2 separate regions of the Homo sapiens genome follow, and region 2 is linked to region 1. A link is a contact called in ENCODE Hi-C or POLR2A ChIA-PET data. All regions are on one chromosome and are shown on one strand. Each heading gives the region's core, a stretch centred on a gene start or an enhancer-like site at or near the end of the contact. The rest is flanking DNA. Distances are from core to core; before and after follow the strand shown.

Evidence for each region. Hi-C counts contacts between places; a loop is a spot of excess contacts on that map. ChIA-PET counts read pairs that join two places held with the same protein, here RNA polymerase II (POLR2A). Pooled maps may share reads with other maps.
Region 2: a loop to region 1 is called in a pooled map, with 13 times the contacts of the local background. The contact joins two enhancer-like sites. A Hi-C loop is called at or near these places in 8 of 37 single-sample maps with no recorded cell type and 8 of 50 pooled maps. POLR2A ChIA-PET finds 5 or more read pairs at or near these places in 1 of 52 experiments (IMR-90).

What each region holds. Positions count from the first base shown.
Region 1 is chr2:7,770,994-7,774,895 of GRCh38, forward strand. No RefSeq gene overlaps it. Among named protein-coding and RNA genes, the nearest start is that of LINC01871, 47 kb to the left of the region's middle. RefSeq lists an enhancer at 2,709-2,758. Within about 2 kb of position 2,603, at least 4 of the 41 ENCODE cell types and tissues checked have a DNase peak (open chromatin) inside an H3K27ac peak, as active enhancers do.
Region 2 is chr2:8,236,490-8,240,352 of GRCh38, forward strand. All of the region lies in intron 7 of LINC00299 (long intergenic non-protein coding RNA 299), which reads right to left. Among named protein-coding and RNA genes, the nearest start is that of LINC00299, 90 kb to the right of the region's middle. Within about 2 kb of position 2,407, at least 4 of the 41 ENCODE cell types and tissues checked have a DNase peak (open chromatin) inside an H3K27ac peak, as active enhancers do.

The DNA.
Region 1 (3,902 bases), core at 1,353-3,852:
AGCTCCGAGGTCGGGAAAACTGCACCATCCCCCATCGTTAACATGTGATGGGACCAGGATCCCAGTCCACCTTTCCCAAACCCAAATCCAGTGCTCTGTCTGGGTCCCCGCTGGCCAAGGGTCAGCAGAGCAAGCCCTCTGTCAGGTTCTACCCCTCCATAGCCTCCACACTGCAATAATTCCTGTGAGATATTCCAAAGCTCACTTTGTCTTATAATCTATATTGACATTAACTAAGAAAAGTAAAAACATATAAAGAAAATAATAAAATGATCAACTCAATCGCAAAAGTCACTATACTCAAAAACCACAAGTTAGCGACCTTACTGTACAGATCACTCTGCTAGATTGCTTTTGTTTGTCCCCATCCTATGGATGATGAAGATAAGGTGCAAATAATGATGAAATAAGGCTTAAAATTTCTAACCTAACCTTTGGGTTTTCCTTCACACACCCTTTAGAAATATATTTGTTAGATGTGATTTTGCCATATCCTAGTTTTCCTTTGTTGTCTAAAGTATTTTGAAATTCTAAACTGTCCCTTGATGACAGCACTCAGGGAACTGGCGAAGGGACATGAGATTTGGACAGAGGGAGGACGATGTGGCCAGGTGCTGGCCTTCCATGGCAAGGGCTGATGGACATAAATACAAAGGCTAGAAAACTGAAGAGGCTACATGATGAAGATTCATTAAGCCAGCACATAGACAAACAAAGCTAGGTAAGAACAATGCAGCACACCCCAGAGCAATTAAAGCTCATGCACAGCCTTGTTGGGCAGGGCAATTGATTTTAGCAGGCTTGGAACAAGAACGGGCCTCAGGCATGCTATTTTGCAGACAGAATAAAAGAACATCAGAAAAGAAAAGTGACTTGCCCAAGTTCACAGTCAGTTAAGTCAACGATGGGGCAAAAGCTCAGGCCTCTGGGTGCTTTCTCAGTATGGCTTTTATCTGCACCTGATTTCACAAAACAGACTGGAATGTGCTGAGAGGCTGCCAGGCAGGTGGTCAGCATCCATGCAGTGGGTGCTCTCACCAATGCCACACCTGGAGAGGAGGAGGGCAAAGCAGATGTCGTCCGGGTGATTTTCAGCCCTGGGCCCTTCCCCGTTCACACCTCAGGCTTCTCAGCATGTATTGCTTTGCCATGCTTTCCTCAGCTTACAGTAATAACTCCTTTTGCCTGCCACCCACACTGACATGAGCCCCCACTTAGAGATGGCTTCGTGAATATTTCAAATTTTATCAGGTGCTTTAATTAAATCATTGACATTTATGTCAGAGAGTACAAGACTGAAGTTCACTGAGGGTGGTCGTCTTGCCCAGGGTCATCGAACTGGAACTGGCACAGCCAGGATTTGCACCTAAACCTGTTGGACTCCAAGGCCCATGTTCTCTCTACTTAGAGGATAACAGCCAAGACTTCTGATTTCCTACCAGTTTCAGAAAATATGGAGCTCCCACAGCATAGGAATTCTCTCCATAACAGAATGTTATGGCTAAAAGCATGACCCATCTAAAATTCAACTTCGAGTATTTATTTAACAAATAACTACAGTACTTCATTAACTACTATAGCAGATATTTAATAAACAACGTTGTAATATGTGCCATTCAAAGCACTTTACATATATTGAAGCTTTTTGTCTTCCTAAAAACGACATAAAGTAGGAACTATCATTTTTCCATTTTACTGATGACAATACTGAGGCTCAGAGACATCCAATAGATTACCTAGAATTACATGGCTGGTAGGTGGAAGAACTGGTATTCAAATCCAGGCAGCCTGGCTCTACACTCTTGGCTTTTAATCGCTAAGCCATACTCCCCTCTCTAGTTTTGTAGAAATCTTAATAGAATGGAGTATGCATGTCTTTGCCTTCTCAAATTGAGAATAGTGAACCTAGTTGAGCCTTCTGCTTATAATTCAAGGTGACCCACATGAATTTGGAACATTACATCCACTACAGCATGCCTAATACTACCCTCAGACATTTTAGATTGCAAGAGTAAATTTCCCCCAAGACTGGCCCCAGATTGCTGTTCTTATGAAGTTCTTTCCAATTTTTAAAGCTCTTCTATTTATTTCTTCTGCTATCTTCCCTCAGCGACTATGGCTATCTATATATATTATTCATGACCTTGCTTTAAAAGGAATTATCTGGTTCTGTGTCTCTGCAAGATTATCTTGCCTTCTAACACAGCAAAACACATCAGCTTTATGACAGCAATACTTTCTCAAAATTTTTTTCTAGACCCAGTGGCATGTCCCAGCTTGATGTGGCTCCATAAGTGTGTGATATTGTTTAAGATTCTGCTCAAATGGACTCCCTGATTCTGAACCTTGGGAAGGAAGGGTATCAGCAGCATCGGAAGGGAGGCTCTCTGGAGTTTTTCTATGGAGGAAGTCGCCACACACACAAATGCCGCATTGTCAACTCTCTAGAACACAGTCATCTCACAACTGTGGAATGTCCCTCCTTGCCAAACCCTCAGGACGACAGCAGTTGAAACTTTCATATACGGAGGAGTGGAGGCTCCTACGGAAGAAAAGAGGAAGAGCCAGTGCTTGATGCAGGCTTTTGACACTTCAAGTTGGGCAATGTTTTTGGTTTCAGCAAAGTTGCTAAAAACCACAATTCCCAAGGTTGGCCTGAACTTTGATTCAGAGCTTGAATTGCTAAGAAAGGTGGGGCTGGCCACAGGTTTCACTTGGCAGCAGCTCGCTTCTTCCCTGTGGGCGGCTACCCCTGCTGTCCTTTTCCATGCGGAGTTCCTGGCCATGGGTCCATGGTCAGTAGGTGCTTCTCTCTTACACCCTGGGTCACAGCACAGCAGTGGCTCTCAAGGCGGGCCCCCCTGGCCAGCCACAGCAGCATCACCTAGAATCTGTTAGAAATGCAAATTCCCTACTGAATCAGAAACTCTGGTGCTGGGGCCCAGCAAGCTGTGTTTTAACAAGTGCCAAAGGTGATCTGAAGCACCTGCAAGTCTGAGAACCATGACAATAGAAGAAAAGGAAATGCAGACAAATGAGAAGAAAAAAGTGAATTTAGAAATAAAGGGAAGATTCAAGCCCAGTGAGTGACCCCTGTCATCAGAGGGGTGTGGCAGGTGGCCCTACAAGAGCTTCACAGCGCAAGTCAACTTCCCATGAGCCCAGACAGGTCTACAGATGTGGCTCTCCAGACTCTATGTTGAGAGGAATGTTGAGGCCATACCTCAGAAGGAAATCACACAGAGACAAATAAGCAAGGCTGTGTGGGCCAGGAGGAGCAGGGGACAACCTGCCAATTTGCCCCTAAGGGCGAGAAATTGAAACTGGGGTTAGAGAGTTAGACAAGCACCTTGGATAGAGCCCTATAGTGTTTTTTGTTTTTGTTTGTTTGTTTGTTTGTTTTTTTACTGAGCAGGTCTTACTATGGTAACACCTGGTCATAAAATTCTAAAATCATTTGTTTAGAAAAGGATATGGCAATTCACTGAGCCCAGTTCCCCAGCCATGGTCTCCAGCACACTTCCACTAAGAAGCCCCTAGCAATGGAAGGTCAGCTGTCTCTAAAAGCTGTGCATTCTATCTTTGGAGAAATGTGGACCTGAAACGTTTCTGCAGACATCCTGGCCCTCCCTGAAAGTTTTACCCTATGAGGGACTCAACAGAGGTGATTTGACATTAGGACACTCTGATGCACACATGCACACAGTAGTTCTCAGAAATGTGACTTTCTTTCTTTCTTTCTTTATGACAGTCCTTCCTCTAGGGTGCTGGGCATGCCTTCGTTTCTCTATTCTGTGAGTACTTGTGCTCATGGGGCCTGCGCTGGGTGCTGAAGAGACATTGCTCAGGTGAGCAAAACAATCAGGGGCCTGCCTTCTGGAAATTGAATCTAATAGGAGCAT
Region 2 (3,863 bases), core at 1,157-3,656, 470 kb after region 1:
CAGAATCAGAGCTCTCCATGAGGACAATTGCTTTTCCCCTTCAAACACTTGCATGTGGCTATTTCAGCTTTATGGCCCTTGTATGTGGCTACTTCCCTATGACAAAGCCAACCACTCATAGGTAGAACTGCTCCATAAGCAGGCTGTCCATCTTTCCATTTGAGTTTTCCTTGAAGGAAATCAAACCATTTTATCCCATACTTTGAAATGGCTGCTGCAGGGCAGGCAGACTGAGGTGGGGGAAACTTGCATCTGTAGAGAATCTCCAGTGATGTAGCCAGGCCTTCTCTTTCTAGGTCTTTCCTGGATCTAGGAGAAAAACTGAGAGTCTGTCACCTTTAAAAGCCTGAAAAGAAGCAGCATCTACTCTCTCTGAGGGCTACTACCTGAGAGGCTTTGTCTACATACTAAGGTCACCTTTGCCACCCAGGCGTCTTCCTTTTCCTTCTCACAATCTGTCTTTCCACTAAATCCTAATTTACCACCATAACCTGTTTGGGGCCATGCTCTGAGTCCACATTCTTTTTGCAACCTCAGGAAGCTTCTGTACCTCATCTGGGCTTGGGGCTTCATTCTGAAGTTTCCCGTGTATACATGTGACATAAATGTGTACGCTTTTTCTCCTGTTAATCTGCCTCATGGTAGTGATTTTTCTGCAAACCTTTAGGGGGACAACCCTTGAGCCCCACACCCTCCTGGAATTTTCTACCTCCAGAATCAGGTAAACTGCATCCTCTTCCTCCAGTCTGACTCTTTAGTAACAACTAAAGCTTACCAAGATTTGGCTGCCAAGAAACCTCTGCATTTCTGTGGAGTTTCTTGAAGACCCTACTATCAGCAGAACGCATAGGAATGGGGTTATAATGGTAGACCAACAGGCAGTAGGGCAGATATTTTGGCTAGATGAACTGCCCTCTATTCATTCGTGCTCTCAGCAACCTGCTCCTCCTCCAAGAACTCTGAATACAGCCTCATTTCAGGAGAAACTCATTTTCAGGAGTTTTGCTGCTGTCACAAAAACTACTGTCATCTGAAACATTCATAAATAGATTTGCCTGCAATTAAGCGACATGAAATAAATGGTGAGGCCAATGATACCAAGAGAAGAGAAGATGTCATCTGTTTGTTAGTTTTTTTAAACCAATGAAGCCAAAGCTTTGGAATGCCCAAGTAAAAATTCAGTGTGTGCAGTGGAAGGCAGCATGACCCAGTTCTCAAACTTTCTTTGCTCAAAGTGCCCTAGCATCTCTGTAATTTGTTCACAGTGCCCTTGTGCCAAAAGAAATTTCTAATGGTTCCCCTTATTAAGTACTTCTTCGGTTATAAGCGTGTATGTCCTAGGAAGCTAGAAGCCATTTGAAAAATAAGACACAAATTGAAAGAAAAGAGGCCATTTTTATTTCATTCTAAAATAGTTATTTACTAATAGCTGTATATATCCTTAGGGCCCCACACAACTTCTCAATCCCTGGACTCAGAGTGGACATTGCTACTCTCATTTCCAGTTTCATACTGATTTTTCCACAATAGGGACTTTTTATCTAAGCCACTTCCAAAAATCCAGCTTTGCAAAGGTATGTTATTAAAAGGAATACAGCAGGACCCACTGTTGAGACTGAACCATCTCAACTAGTAGTCCACACACTGCCTGACAGATGTTGAGTAGCACTGTGTTTCCCTAGAAAACTGAAAAATTTTCGATAACCTGCAGGGCTTGTCTGCATTCACTATAGTCCACTGGGCTGCTTCAGAGCAGGACTAAGAAATCACAGAAATCACAGAGCAGGACTGAAAGATCCCTGGGTGGGGCAACTGAAGGCCTGGGTTCAAATCCTGACTGCCTCCAGCAGCTGTGCAACCTAGACCAAGTAGCAAACCTTTCTGGGGTTCAATTTTCTATGTATAGAAGGGAGGTGAGAATCCCTAAAGCACAACTTACTCTAGAATTCTCCCCTATAAAAGGGTAACTCCAAAGTAATCTGCACATATTTTCAAAAAGATACAGAGAAAGTGTGACCATAAAACTATGCTCCAGTTTCCCAAACCAGTCTACAGATCTCCTTAAAACAGAGACATGAGCTGTGACCACGGCAATTCTGATGTGGGTCTGAGATGGGGCCCTAAATGTGTATTTTTTTAAAGTTCCTCCAGATGATTCTGTTGCCTGGATTAATTTGGGAATCATTTCCTACTGACAACACAGCAAAATCGACAGCCTCGTGCTCCAAAGCACCAAGTCAGCAAAAAATGTTTGTGCATATTAAAATCTATCTCATTATTTGCTTTTAATGATACTTCATTATATTCTCTTTTCCCTTTTAATTTGGTTGCATCACTCAAGTGGTGTGTTTGATTCCCAGTTTCTTGTCAGAATAGCCATGATGCCTCACCCTGCCGCCCTAAAGCTCACAGAGACAGGAAAACCAGAGTCCCCAGTGTGGCTGCACCGGGTCTCCAGCTGTCCGTTTGCAAAAGATACAAAAACCGTTTCATTTTCACAATAATTTTTTTTAAAGACTTCCCCAGATATCTACATTTTCTTTGGCAGTTTGACTTCGATGACACAAAAGTTCAGGGTCAACTTTCCAAAAAATAATGAGGAAAGAGCCAGCCAGCTGCTCAGTTGTGTCCTCACTTTCAATGCTGATTGCTGCAAAAGTACACATGAAATTCTGATGCAGACAAATTGTTCCTTTCTCACTGAACTCAGCTAGAAGGCTGGAAGGGACATTTGGAAAGATGGTCATTCATGGGACTTATTTTTTAAAACATGAAAAAGAAGAGAATTTTAAAGCAACATCCACAGAGTCGAAGTTTAGCTTCACCAACAATTATTTCCTCTTCAGTGAGAGTTAGTGGCCAGTTACAAAGTTCAATGTTTGGGTTTGGGTTTGAGGGATATTTTTTCCCCCACTACTGAGACAAAGCCGTAATCCATGAAATATAGCAGATATCTCATGGACCTAGTTCTGCATGCTTGCAAACATTTGAAATTGCACTTGCGGTACATAAAAGATTTATAATGATCTTACCCACAAATATAAATTCTGTCCCACACAGGATAGAAAGACCTAGAAGCAGAAGCAGTGAACAGCTGAATGTGAGCAGAGTCATAAATTCAGAACACTTACAGCTTTGTAACAACCCTATCATAAATGTGGCTGATTTCAATTTAATTTATAGGACTTTGCAGCCGGGTCCAAGAATGTCTTTTGAAAACTAAGAAGTTAGAAGCAATAACATATAGTTTCTATAGTTTCAGTTTCCAAGAAAATGTCCATGGTCTTCAGGTGGCTCTGATGAGACAACATCCAGGCCATCCTTGATTATGCAAAATGACTTGGGGGAAATCCCTAAATTCATTGCAGCAAAATGCAGGCGTCAAAAGAAGGCTCAGAACACATACTAATGTCAAACCGCGGTGCACATAACAAAGGCTTGGCAGTGGGTTTCCAGGGAAACCATCCGGTAGAGTAGGAAAACCCCAATCTTTTGTAAGACAGATCAATCTGCATTCAAAACCCAGTCTCTCCTCCTTAGCTGAGTAATGATCACATGAGGAGCTGAAGTCCTCTGAAGCTCAGTTTCTCAATTTGGAATAAGGTATTTACTGAGCATTCTTTGCTAAGCACTATGCTAAATGTTTGCTTATATCATCCATCTCAGCTATACTACAACTTCATGGTGCTTTTTAAATCCCACTTTACACATGAGACAACTGAGGCACCCAGAGATGAGCCCTTTTCCTAGATCTGACCTTCTTTTTTTTTTCTGAGACAGAGTCTCGCTCTGTCACCCAGGCAGGAGTGCAATGACGCCATCTCGGCTCACTCCGACCTCCGCTTCCCAGGTTCAAGTGATCC